2 separate regions of the Homo sapiens genome follow, and region 1 is linked to region 2. Evidence: chromatin loops called from intact Hi-C (ENCODE). Cell type or tissue: gastrocnemius medialis. All regions are shown on one strand. Region 1 has its middle 48 kb from the start of LINC01487. Region 2 has its middle 15 kb from the start of MME.

Region 1 (2,500 bases), 130 kb before region 2:
TTTGTTTCTCTCTCAACAGTCCAGAATACGTCAACAGTGAGAGTGACCAGTGACCCAGGTTTTTTCTATCCTGTTACTTTACCATCCCAGCTTGAGGCTGCCTCATCAGCCCCACATTTGTCAAGTCCAGACTGCACCTTGCAGTTCCGGCAACTTCATTTCTAAATGATGTGACCCAGGTAGTATATATAGCTTCATCTCATATTCTAATCACATGTCCACTCCTGGCTGGAAAATGTAGTCTCTAGCCAGGTTGGCTATGTGCTCAGATAAAACTGGGGAATTCTGTGATGAAGAAAAAAAGAAGAGAATGGATGCTGAGACACAATTAGTAGTTTTTTACCTGACAAACCACTTTGGGACCTTTAGGTTATGCTTCAGTATCAGAAGGAATCTGTTTTGTCATATTCTGTACTACGCTGCAGTGTATTCATCTGTAAGTGAGAAGCACTGACATCTCCTCAAATAACAGTCAATACCTTTAATATGATGTAGCAATCTTATATTTTTCCCACTATTAAGAAACTAAGGCATGGAAAACATTTTCCTTTGATATTTTTAAAAGTACCGTTCTGTGAGCCTCCACTGTGTTTACCCTAGGGCTGAGGTAGGCCTGGAGATAAGGGACTAGCCAGAATATTTAACACCAGTCAATCAGAATGGGTGCCAGCTGTGGATGGATGGCACACTTACCTAGGCACATACCAGCTGAGTATCAGCCCTGTCTAGGGGCTGAGGCATCTCAATAGGAATTTTAGAATGAAGTGAGGAGCCTCATAGGAGATAATTTAACCTAAGGGAAGTGAGTTGAAATTCAAAAGTTTGGTTTGGGAAGGAAAAGATTCTAAGCTCACTGCATTATCTGTCACTTGGAATGCCACCATAAGTTCAAATTTGAGTCCCACGTGAAGAAGTCAGCAAACAGGCAAATAAACATGATAGACAGAGATATGTTCCCCTCCCCCCATAAAAATCTGTCAGATGTGGGAACATGAGCTTTCAATCATCTAGTAGTTGATGCAATGGAAAGATTCTATGCTGCAATCTTTGGCAGTAACAAGAGATAGTGCCCTTGGGTCAGATGACAATGCCATCAATGTCTGGCATCAGCATGCTCAGAGATATGTTACTAGGGGTAGGTAGCTGTGGCTGTCCCTTTGGTGTGGATTGGCAGCAGTAGCCCCCTTTGTGGACACTGGAGCATAGCTGCTGCATTAGGAATTGGCATTAACAGAGGAAATCTTTGTAGAAGACTGGAGCTGGGGAGCAGGGAATTCTTTAGCAGTCAAGGGTCCTAAACCTGGTTGTATATGGGACTTACGTGTGGGCCATGTAGGACTCTCAGAAATATTTGAGAGAAGCTTAAGAGGGCCTGGAATTTGTCTCTACATGATGATGCGAGTTAAGACAGACTGTTTGACATTTACTGTGACACTTTCTCTACCATCTCTGTTTATTGTTTTATATATACGGACCTCACAGTTAGTGCTCTTGATCTGTTCCCTCTAGTGCTTGAGCCCTCATCAGGTAGAGATTCAAGCCAGTTACCTTACTGCCCCACCATACTTGTCCTGTCATTGATTTGCCAGGATTCCCAGAAGAGGGAAGGGTGCCAGTGTAGCACCCTTTCTATTCAGGAACAGGCAATCTTGAGGCTGAAATAAAATGGGCCTCTTCACTAAAGTATCTCATTTCATTCAACTACAGTTTCTTTTCTGCCTTGATCTCACTTTGAGTACCATTTGCTGCTGCTGATTCACAGCTCCGTGACAGAATGAGAATCATACAATTAAGCAAGTTTCTCGTGTTCTAGCCTTTTGTCAACAATTTTTCTAATTATGTTCTTCTTATCATTAATTTTGTTTCTTAGCATTTTAATCTGGCAAGATGTTTTACCAGAGGAAAGGATACAAACATCGTTTTATAAAATGACTCAAGAGATGGTTCGGGGGTTGGCTTAGTTGGATATGCTGAAGATATTTCAACAGGTGTGTTTTGTGGTAGAATAATTAAGGACAATAGCATAAACTCACCTTTTAGTTCCCAAACAGAAAAAAAGAAAGAGTGCTAAAATATGCCTGGTGCTGTAACAAGCCCTGAAGTTTCAATGGTAAAAAACAGACATGAAGTCTGCTTTTGTGTTGTCTACCAGGTCTCTATTTTCATGTTAGCACAATCCTCTTTTTGGCAGAAAATATGGCTTTAAAATTTCAAATGCACTTCCAAAATTAAAACTTCTTAGTTTGAATTCTAGATGCCCCCAGTTTGGCTCTGAACTACCTTGAAAAATAACTCTTTTGTCTGGTTAGTTTGAGATAACCCAACTGACTCGAAGAACTGTCCCAATTACGAATGTTGATTCAGGTTGTATTCTTCTCTTGGAATTCCCATCCTACCATTCACTCTTGGGGAAAAAAAAAATCTCTCCATCTTTAAAACCTACCTCAATGACACATTTTACTAAAGACTTTGCAAATATTCATAGGTAAATGTAATTTCT
Region 2 (2,500 bases):
GGAAATTATATTTGTGTAACATCTCTGTAGTAATAGCTGATCACTTTTCTCAACAGAGAGCAGTCCTTAGTCTCAGGCTTTCAGCAGATGAGAGTACCAAGCTAGAATTTTTTCATTGTACTTACTTTTTCAGTAAGTGACATAGATTTTCAATCAGTCATCCAGTGACAGCAATATAAAATGTCATTACACCATGTATTTTAGTTAAAGGAAGTGAGTTTATTGATAGAAAACACATTACATAAGTAATATTCAATTGATATTCAGATTCATCAAAAGTTATTACCATAATACACAAATGACTCAATTTGGGGAAAAATTATTTAATATTTAGCTCAATTACTTTCAAACGACGATACTCACTCCATGGAAAACTAGGGTTTACAAGGAGGTGCCTCCACTATTGGGTTGAGGAGATGGCAATGAGCAGGCAAGGAGAGAGTGAGCAAAGAAGTTTAAGGAAACCAGCCCTGGAATCAACTAGAGCAACTCATATTACTTATTTATAGAAAACAGGAAACTTCAAAAAAATACAAAGAGGGCAATAATCATGCATATTCACATCTGTGATTATTTCCTTTTACTGTATAGTCTTTCAATCTTTTTCTAAGCTCATACACATTTTTTAAATTACATTGTCATAATGTTACATACTTAAACTAGTACTATAAAATGCTAATTTTCTGTCATTAAATGCTCTTTAAAAATTAATTTGTGGACTGTAGAATATTTATTTAAACTGTAAACCTTAGCTTCATTTCTATATAAAATGAAAATTGGACTAGACGACATCTAGAATTGTCTTCCTGGTCTAATAGCCCTTCGCTCTGCTAAGTGAATAGTGAAACACTCCTGAATTACTTAAATAATTAAATCCCTGTCCTATTCACCCTGAAAGGCAGTTCATGGAACTGCCTATGTGAGAAGTAGCTCCACTGCACAGCAACTACAACAATTTGGAACATCAGTGTATATATCTACAACTTGAGTCCATATTTGAAAGCACTGTCTTTTATGACCACAGTGTCATATTATGTATGAAATGCTTCTAATTAGTCACCACCCTCTCACTTTACCTCAGCTCAGCCTGCTCTGGAGGGTGACTGACTGCCTGTCTATTTAAGGCACCTCCCAGGGCTCCACATGAGCATAAGTCATCTCACTCATGTTTTAAGTTAGGCAATCCAAAACTTAACCTTTGTGCTTGCTAAGAATTTATCATGCAACTTTTTTTGTTGTTATGTACTAGCAGATAAAGAGACAAAATTTCACCTTATTTATATAGATTTCAAGAAAAGTTAAAGATAACTATAAGCTGCTCTTTGTTGAAGGCTGAATGTGACTATATCCTGTTCCACTTTTCTGTAGCTCGTGCTGGGGGAGGTGTCTCCATTTGTCTTTATATCTGTAGTCTTTAGGACTTCAGGGAAGGGTAATTTATTCATTTTATTTCATAAATATTTTCTAAGTACACACATATGCTAGCCATTCTGGTAGGTCCTTAAGACATAGAGATAAATAGAATATTCCCTTTTCTTAAGTCTTAGTCTAGTAAGGGAGAGAGGAAGAGAGAGAAACAGTAGCTACAGCTATATGTGCCTTGATGAAAGAATGTCCAAAGTGGTTAGTTAAAAGAAACACACACTCACACACACACTTCAGAAATGAGACTGTCTTTGAGGAAAGTGCCAAAGGATACTTTACTGGGTTGAATAGAGTCCTTGCAAAATTCATGTCCTTCCTGCAACCACAGAATGTACTCTAATTTGGAAACAGGATTGTCACAGATGGAATTAGCTAAGAAAAGGTCATACTGGAGTAGGATGACCCTTATGCAGTATGACTGGTGTCCTTCTAAGATGAAGAGAAGACACACAGAAACAGAGACACTAATTTAGTCGGGGATAATATGGCCATGTGATAACAGAAGCAAAGATTGAGTGATGCACCTACAAGCCAAAGGACACCAAAGGTTGTTGACAAACACCAGAAGCTAGAAGAGTCAAGGAAGGATTCTCCCCTAGAAAATCTTAGAGCACAGCTCTGCCAGCACATTGATTTCAGACTTCTAATCTCCGGACTGGTGAGGCAATATATTTTTCTTGTTCTAAGCACCAGTTGCACTTTGTTGCAGTATCCCTGGAAAATTAAGAACATATCTAGGAGCTCATTAAGTAGATTGAGGGGAAAGATTTTCCAAGTGAAGGTAACAGTATGTTCAAAGGCATGCAGGAGTGAAAGAGTATTCAGAAGAGTCTCATCAACATAATTGAGTTACCTAAATACAATGTGATATGTGCAGTTTAATAAATAACATACACACAAACAGTGTGTGATAGTCCTCATTATTTCACACATTTCGTATATGCCTCAGAATCAACAAGAGAAATGAAACAAACCTTTTTTCCTTAGCCTCACTTAATGAATCTCCCAATCTCTGACTTTGCGGCTGCATGGCCGTCTTCTCTTGTGCCTTCATTATTGAATATTTTGCAAATCA

The links. Peaks named below come from ENCODE experiments on the same cell type or tissue, not always from the same donor. Only the 100,000 strongest peaks of a DNase experiment are listed, where the experiment ranks them.
Region 1: it touches region 2 in a loop (3-fold over the local background); 1 of 110 quality-filtered maps calls a loop at or near these places.

The regions. Positions count from the first base shown.
Region 1 is chr3:155,191,718-155,194,217 of GRCh38, reverse strand. No RefSeq gene overlaps it. Among named protein-coding and RNA genes, the nearest start is that of LINC01487, 48 kb to the left of the region's middle. In gastrocnemius medialis, no CTCF peak of the experiment used is centred here; DNase peaks (open chromatin) are centred at 117 and 1,097; H3K27ac peaks cover 2,500 bases.
Region 2 is chr3:155,064,355-155,066,854 of GRCh38, reverse strand. It overlaps a transcript of MME not described here. Among named protein-coding and RNA genes, the nearest start is that of MME, 15 kb to the left of the region's middle. In gastrocnemius medialis, no CTCF peak of the experiment used is centred here; a DNase peak (open chromatin) is centred at 1,114; H3K27ac peaks cover 2,332 bases.